Linked DNA regions of Homo sapiens: all the other regions are linked to region 3. A link is a contact called in ENCODE Hi-C or POLR2A ChIA-PET data. All regions are on one chromosome and are shown on one strand. Each heading gives the region's core, a stretch centred on a gene start or an enhancer-like site at or near the end of the contact. The rest is flanking DNA. Distances are from core to core; before and after follow the strand shown. Region 1 overlaps ZNF407 (zinc finger protein 407). Region 2 overlaps ZNF407 (zinc finger protein 407). Region 3 overlaps TSHZ1 (teashirt zinc finger homeobox 1).

Region 1 (2,700 bases), core at 57-2,556, 280 kb after region 3:
TTCCTAACACCCTAGTTTATTTCTGGTAGCAATCCACATTCTTTTGGATGAGATACAGGTAATATCTAGCATAATTTGTAGAAATTCGAAGGGGAAAACTGTTCAGTAGAACGAGAGTGTCACTTTATGCTGGGAAACTTTCCATATAGTCACTGTAATAGTGACTCTTCAACACTAATCCCACGCTATCCTCAGGGTCCCAATTATTGGGCTCGCGGTCCATGAGGTACATACTGTACACAGCAAGAGAACAGACTGTAGGTTTGGAACTACGACAACCGACACACTAAGGGCTTCATTCTAGTTACTTCACGGGAAATAGTCCATGACTTCGTTCTTCCAACATTAGTTTTTAGCTTTGCAGCTGTGACAAAATTTCACCAAACAGTCTAACGTATTGATCAACTAATAATGTAAATTCAAAACTAAACTCTTAATATCTTAAGTCTGGTAATTTAAATAGCAAAGTCTATCGCTATTTGCATTCTCTTTTCAGTATATGCATTTCTACGCCTTATGGGTGACAAACAAACTGTGTTTTCATGGTCCAGTTCCCTTCAAAAATACTGTGAAATTTCAATAGGGCAGCAATTCAGACAAATAACTCATCCTTCAGATGGAAAATAAATGCTTCACACATAAAGTAACAGCTGTAAGAAAGAGAACTGCAATGTGCTAAAATCACTATTAACGTAATATCAGCCTAAGAAGAATCAGAATTCTCAGGAAAATAAAAATGTATTAGTTATATCTCTCTGGGCTGTAAATTTAAAAAATGGATTTTTTGGCTGGGCATGGTGGCTCACACCTGTAATCTCAGCACTTTGGGAGGCCAAGGCAGGTGGATAGCAAGGTCAGGAGATCGAGACCATCCTGGCTAATGTGGTGAGACCCCGTCTCTACTAAAAGTACAAAAAAATCAGCTAGGCATGGTGGCATGTGCCTGTAGCCCCAGTTACCTGGAAGGCTGAAGCAGGAGAATGCTTGAACCCAGGAGGCAGAGGTTGCAGTGAGCCAATATTGTCCCACTGCACTGCAGCCTGGGCGACAGAGTGAGACTCCCATCTCAAACAAAAAAAAAAAGATAAAATAAAAAATAAATAAATAAAACAAAATAATACGGATATTGCAATATGATCTAACACTTTTTCATTCCTCGAAAAGAAGTGGATTCTCATAAGATGCTGGAGATGAGAAACACATGCATATCAGCCAAGTACGTTACTGAGTATCTGGTCCCCACTGAGGCTTTGTGGGTGAAAGCATGACTGCCAGACAAGCATGGAGAGGAAGCGCCCCAGATGGGCACCAAGGCAGACAGACTCAGGGCTCCAGCCGCCCCGTGGACCAGCAGGTCCCTATAAAAACATACTGGAGGCCCAGGCACCAACTGCCTTATAAAAAGCACGTTTCTGAAATGACTAACATCTTTAAAATGTTAAACTTCAGGTCAGAAAGATTAAAAAGATTTCTTACAAACCGGTCAAAGTAGGGAAAGTCTTGGGTTTCTGTTCTCCAGTCATGCTTGATTCGCATCAAGACTGGGTTTCCTGTTTAGCTCTCTGATCCCAAGCTATGCTGGGGTAGGTACTTTCCCAGCCTTTCCTCCATGTTTGGCATCAATCTTTAGCTCAGATAGAAAACAAACAGAAGAAATATAAAATCTTGCCAGATCATCCAAGATAAAGAAGACCTCCTATAGCCAAGGCTGATGATCTTCACTTTTCTCTGATAACGAGCACCTGTGAGACTGCAGCGCACTTCACAGCTTCAAAAGCCACTTTCCCTGCTGCAGGGGAGATTCGTGCAAAAAAGTTTCTGGTGGACATAAGAATCACAAGCTCCTTTCCTCTAGTTTATATTAATAATACCTTAGAAATGCATGGCACTAAATGGTTTGCAAAGAACTTTCACACATGATCTAATTTAATGAGGGCATGGCAGTTAATCCAGCCATCAGATCCACACCACAGCGATCTTCAACCCAACACATGGAGCATCCAAATCTGGAAATGAAGATCATCTATTTTTAGTCTAACCGATTTTATTCTAACACAATCCTGCCATCCTGCAGAAGTCTCTGAGAATATGGAGAATCTGCATATGAGGTGGGAAATAACTCGAGCCCTGGAATACCTTTGTCAACTCTTATATGAAGGAATAAAACAATCCTCAACGAATAACATCATCACCGTTGTTGCGAAAGTTTTTCCTTTATTTTGGAGACTTCAGCCTCAAAGCTAAGTATCCTAGCCTACGAAAGCATTTTTCTGTAGCTCTATATTGGCACCAATAGGCACAGGAAAGAAACGAAGGGGGACCCAGCAACTCCATTTGCTACTTGAGAAAGGAATAACATACATGCTTAACCCATGTAATACCATTCTCAGCAACTCTGATTTATTACAACCCTATTTATACTTGAAATGCTATATTCAAATATTTGCTTAGCAACCCATTATAGTACATTATGTGTTGTGTATGTGTTTTTGCTTTTTGCTCTATGCCTGGAATATCATGATCCCTCAATTAATGAACCATCGGTGAGAAAACCTACTACAAGCTGGAGCTACATGAAAGCAGGTTCCTGTGGAGCAAATGTGCCCACCCAGTATGCCCCTCCTGCAGCATGGCCCAAACAGCCAAGGGAGAGTGAGCAAGAGGCCAGAGAGCACAAGAAAAGGGTGGTGACATGCACAT
Region 2 (2,700 bases), core at 42-2,541, 420 kb after region 3:
AGCTACTCGGGAGACTGAGGTAGGAGAATCATCTGAACCTCGGAGGCGGAAGTTGCGGTGTGCCGAGATCGCGCCATCGAACTCCAGCCTGAGCAACAAGAGTGAAACTCTGTCTCAAAAAAAAAAAAATGTGAGGTGCTGTGGCATACTCCTGTAATCCCAGCTCTTTGAGAAGCTGAGGTGGGGGATCGCTTGAGCCCAGGAGATCAAGACCAGCCTAGGCTAAACATAGTAAGACCTCATCTTTTATTTTTTAAAAATAAAACAATTAAAAAAACCTTACATCAATGTATGTGTCCGTGAGTATGTACTGATACCCAGAAATGATAAGATGATCATTAAAATATGTCCACATACAAATACAATAAAATCTGTGGGGGAAATAAGGGATGTGAGTTCAAGAAGAAAAACAAATTTTCTGACAGTTAAAGAACTTATTCATGTACTTTTAAATGAATGGACGGTGGGAATCAAATCATCATGGTGTTAACATTCTATTGGATACATTTTAAAGTGGTACAAATATTACTTTACTATGTCAATTTTTATTCTACACTTGAAATTATATCCTGTCCAACTTCTGTACTTAGGATGAAAATACTCAGTTGCCAACAACTGGGGCAGGGGATACAGAAGTTTGAAATACTATCATAGGGGAACTTGAGCACCATACTATAGCATAACTAGTGTGACTGTTCAAAGTCTTGCTTGCCCTGTGAAAACCTTCCCATGAATATCCATGCACAACGAAGACTACCTCCATGACTCTCGGGACCCTGCTCATGTCTCTTTACAAGCTGGCCTGTATGTGTGTTACAGCCACAGGACCCTCCTTCAGCACATGCAGCCCAACACTTTCAGTTCCTAATTCAGTTTCACTGTACTTTCTGTTCCCTCCACCTAGAATACTCTTTAATGCTGCCTTTCTCATCATTCACGTTCCTACTCAGCCTCAGAATACAGGGACTCTCTTTGCATTACTTCTTGCAAATAATGCAGGCTAATTTGCCCGAAAAGCCTTAAAAAGGCTTCAGAGGTGCCTACTGTAAACAATCTATCTACAATCACCTGTTGCTTCCCGTTATTATCTCCATGGCATCTACTGCTTTCTGAAATTATTTATGTGCTTCTTCACTTACTTTCCAGTTCTGCCATAACAATGTAAGCTCTATGGGTAAGAAGTGTTTATTTTGCTCACCACTCCATTCTTAGAACCTAAAACCATGCCATGCCTGAGAAAATTTTTGCTAAATTAATCATAGGTGTGAGGTAAAGGTGACTCATAGTCCTAGAATAGCTTCTACATGTCAAGCACTCTGCTGGGACACTTACTCAGTCTCACTCTATTTACTCCTTATGAGAATTTTCTAAAGGGAGTATTATTCCTTATATTTTTAGTTGAATAAACGGAGTTTCAGAGGTTAAGTAACTCGGACAAATTGCATCAGTTAATAAAATGGAGGTGACAGGATTTAAACTCAGGTACTGGATCTTAATCATCCTCTGCTAGAGCTTTATCCACTATGACATGTTGTCATTTTATTTCCCTTACAGTATTTTCATTTATCATCTTGTTTGATCCTCACAACAGTCCACATCTTATCATATCTGCTTTCCAGAAAATGAAACTAAGGCTCTGAGAGTCAAAAAGCTATGTCCATGGAAATAAAGCTACTTAGGGACCAACTGGAACTCAGGTCCTCCACCCCTGGCTCTCGCCTTCCTCCTACAACCCCCCATTGGCATAGGCTAAAGCAGAGATTGGTGAATTACAACCAGGTTGACAGGTGAATCAACTTCCCAACATATCACACTGTGCCACTGTCAAAAGCTTGAGAGTTTACAACTGCCACAGACTTTCTGAGATAAGATAAAGACAATCAACATTAGCCATACTAAGGAAAACCTAAGTAATCCTAAGTAAGGGGCGCGGCCTAGCCAAGGTGTGGGCCTGCAGTCACAGCAGGCCCTGCGCCATCCAGCCACTGCTCCAGATTTGGCAGGAAACCTAAGTGCACACGTGATGGCTTGGAGTTCTACAAAGTATAATCTTACTCGTTTAGTATTATTTTAAGATATTTTCCCAAGTTCTAGTGTATAAGGATAAATCATTTAAAAACTCAAGAAAATTTTTAACAAAAAGAGTTACATCACTAGGAAAAAAATGTATTGGAAATAGTAAAGTCTGTAGAATATACATCCATAAGCTCTTCCATTAAACAAAGAATGAAAGAGGACGAGTCGAGAAGTCAAGTAGGAGTATCTCAATTTTCTCACACAACGTAACATCTTCATTTGCTTGCACAATGCTCAAATCTGTCTTAAAACAATGAACAATGAATGACTTCAAAACATTATAATCAGTTCCAGTTAAAATTGCAGATATAATTTATACTGACTCTTGTCTCTACCTATACCAGGTGGAGACCCTTTAACAGATGGTGTTCATTCCCACCTAACAATGATCAAACAGCAACAGGAAAACTTTGGTTCAGTTTAACAGAAGTCAGGTCTCTACTCCAAAGTATCATAAATGTATTGATAACATTCTTATATTTTTACTCTTCCCATTATAAAAATAAAAAGTTGTGGGGAAAACAAAAGATAATTATGGAATCAAAAAATCAGATAATGCTAGATTTAACAGTATGCTTATGTTGCAGTCTGCTACTAGACAATTTGCATTGAAAATGTAAGTAG
Region 3 (2,700 bases), core at 125-2,624:
AAGTAAATCACGCTATAGTGAGTTGAGCTTTGAAAAAAGCATCCATCCATTAAAATTCATGGATCCGCGTTTTCAGGTTGTCCCTCCCCTGGCTGTGTCTCAAGTTACAGCCTTGTACAACCCAAGTCTAAATAATATTCACCATGATAAATGACACCATAACTCCGATATCCACAATCAATCTTTGCTTTAAAGATACATCCATCTTCAATAATGTTGATGGGGATTCTGCAAAATGGGGAACGTGACTGTCTTCCAGACCTCCTAACGGCGGGGGAAGGAAGCCCTGAGTGATGGCTGTCAGCCCACATCTGGCTGCAAAAATAAATTAGCCTTATGCAGAAAAATGAAAGGGCTAGCTCCGCCTAGGAAACAGCCACTCCTGAGCAATGGCTAATTTATAGGACTTCTTTCTGGAAAGTTCCTGGCGAAGGCAACAGTCTCCTTCACTATCTCTTTAAATGGTATCTGATGCTGTAAATAACTTCAGTGTGGTAGGGACTGTACGAAGTACAAAGGGGTGGGGATGAGAGAAACAATAACTTTTCTCACATTCTCACACATGATTACAATGCAAAACTCTACTCTTCAAGAGAAAAAAACATTTATTTTAGCCAAATGCTTTTATATTTTCACAGCATGCTCTCCTCTGGCTGACTTTTTTTTTCCTTTGCACTTTCTGGTGGTTTTCTAGTGGTTTGGGAACTTATATAAAAAGTAAACAATCTGGGGGCAAAAATGGCCCTTTCTCTTCCTCCTCCAAAATATCCTTTTTTAGCAACTTTTAGACTCGAACCTCATCACTGTCTTTATGCAGGCGGGAATGGGGTTACAAATTCTAGGCAACAGAGAAAAAGAAGAAACATCTATCGGGTTTAGTAGGTGGTTTCAAAAATAGCCTGGAGTAAAACACTTATTAGGCAGACTCTAAAAAAAAAAAAAATAGAAGACCAAACTTCTGCCGCAGGAGTGGGGGACCTATGAATTTGGATACCAGGGAAATGCTTTGCTGCTGGTTCTTTATGCCTCTGACCTTGTCTCACTGAGTATTACTCAGGGCTTGAATCCTTAAAGCCTGCTAGAAAGTGGGGAGATGCAGGGGCACCTGGGTCATGCTTTCTGCACGGAAAGCCGGGACTCCATGGGGTGTCCCTACAGAGCCGGGGGCTTGTGTGTTCCTGGGCTTGGAACAATCACTCCTTTGGGTCTCAGAACCTTCCCAGGCAGGACCTCGGAGCTGTTGCAGCGGGCTGAGGTGGGGAGGGTTAATTCTGTGAAGGTTGAAGGACTTACAGTAATGCTCTGAAGACAGAAACATCACAGGCTTTCCTGGCAAGGGGCTCACAGAGGGTAGGAGGGACTGCAAAATGAACTCTCTCAGGCTTTGTCGGCGGCGTTTCCCAAGGCCCGGCCTGGCCCCTTTGATAAATGACACATGTCATTCTGTCAGGGGCTGACACTGCGGCTGGGAGGGCTGGTGATGCATGGCTCCAGGGAAAAGGAAATCAACTTTTTGGCATCGAGTGTGTCTGTGCCCTGTATGAGGATTTTGTTTCTCCAAAAGTGAAAGATAGACTTAGGATTTAAAAAAAAAAAAAAAAAGTTGAAAAACAGATTGAACGACAGCTTACACTTAACATAAATTAACTCAGTAATGGCGAAATGTGCTAGCCTGTGATAAATAAAAGCTACATTAGTCAATTATTAATCACACTCTAACTTGTAGCCAGACCCATGACTTAAATCTGGGGCCTGAGCTGCTTTACAAACAGATAAGACAGTGCCTGATAGGCGTCTTCAGAGAGCAATCAAGAAGGAATCAAAGATTTCATGGGCTCACCAATGGGAATTAATAGAAGGTTCTAGAACCACAGAGTTGGGTGAGTGGGGAGCAAGAAAGGACCAATCCTTTGCAGACACAGACTATCTACTGACTGTGTGAGGAAAATTAAACATAACGGCTACATCCAAATACTTTTTCCTCCCCCATCAGGACTTATTTGCTTTGAATATGCAAGACATTTGTACACTGCAAACATATGTTTATATTTGATATAATGTTTATATTTGTAAGATTTTGCCTTGAAAATATGTTGCAGTTTTGCCCCCACACCTACTGAGTTGCATCGTTTGAATCTGATGCCTGCTAAGGGGATTTTCCTAGAGATAGCACTAATTTCCAAACTAATTGCTTAGCACAGATTTATAAATTCAGCTTCACATTTTACCAAACAAATTGACATTTGACATCCACATACACAAAAACAGGGCAAAGTGCAAACCTGCCTCTCCACCAAGTGGCTCTCTTTTGGCTCCGTTCTAAGCAACCCATCCAAAGAAAAATCAACATGGAGAAGCTACTCTCAAAAAATGTATGGCTTTGAGGTATCGCTATTCTTCATAATAAAGAACATTAAGTAAAACCCGCCACCGAGATATAGTCTTGCATTAACTGCTGTCTGCTGTGCTCAGGATGGCGTGCGAGCCCACCAGCACCTCTCCTTGGGAAAACCTTTCCCCTTCAGGCTCGGAATGTGGAGGATGGTCAGCTGTCTCATTGTCGGCCCTACTTGATGACGAGTTGATTTCCACGACAGTGGGGCTCTAATTCCTAGTTCTCAGAAGACCTGCTGAGGCTGTGGGGGACTTCTGATGTTCCAAAGGGCATGCTGAGGTTGTGGGGCAAGCGTACAGAGATGG

Evidence for each region. Hi-C counts contacts between places; a loop is a spot of excess contacts on that map. ChIA-PET counts read pairs that join two places held with the same protein, here RNA polymerase II (POLR2A). Pooled maps may share reads with other maps.
Region 1: POLR2A ChIA-PET joins it to region 3 with 17 read pairs in H1. The contact joins two enhancer-like sites. A Hi-C loop is called at or near these places in 1 of 168 maps with a recorded cell type or tissue (naive thymus-derived CD4-positive, alpha-beta T cell) and 8 of 50 pooled maps. POLR2A ChIA-PET finds 5 or more read pairs at or near these places in 6 of 52 experiments (CD4-positive, alpha-beta T cell, Caco-2, H1 and 3 more).
Region 2: a pooled map shows a loop between it and region 3 (2.1-fold over the local background). The contact joins two enhancer-like sites. A Hi-C loop is called at or near these places in 1 of 168 maps with a recorded cell type or tissue (ascending aorta), 10 of 37 single-sample maps with no recorded cell type and 6 of 50 pooled maps. POLR2A ChIA-PET finds 5 or more read pairs at or near these places in 3 of 52 experiments (HEK293, MCF 10A and naive thymus-derived CD4-positive, alpha-beta T cell).

What each region holds. Positions count from the first base shown.
Region 1 is chr18:74,941,302-74,944,001 of GRCh38, reverse strand. The region is part of intron 8 of ZNF407 (zinc finger protein 407); the gene reads right to left. Among named protein-coding and RNA genes, the nearest start is that of PTGR3, 270 kb to the left of the region's middle. Within about 2 kb of position 1,306, at least 3 of the 41 ENCODE cell types and tissues checked have a DNase peak (open chromatin) inside an H3K27ac peak, as active enhancers do.
Region 2 is chr18:74,805,447-74,808,146 of GRCh38, reverse strand. All of the region lies in intron 4 of ZNF407 (zinc finger protein 407), which reads right to left. Among named protein-coding and RNA genes, the nearest start is that of ZNF407, 210 kb to the right of the region's middle. RefSeq lists enhancers at 969-1,018, 1,003-2,202. Within about 2 kb of position 1,291, at least 10 of the 41 ENCODE cell types and tissues checked have a DNase peak (open chromatin) inside an H3K27ac peak, as active enhancers do.
Region 3 is chr18:75,225,474-75,228,173 of GRCh38, reverse strand. All of the region lies in intron 1 of TSHZ1 (teashirt zinc finger homeobox 1), which reads right to left. Among named protein-coding and RNA genes, the nearest start is that of TSHZ1, 16 kb to the right of the region's middle. Within about 2 kb of position 1,374, at least 4 of the 41 ENCODE cell types and tissues checked have a DNase peak (open chromatin) inside an H3K27ac peak, as active enhancers do.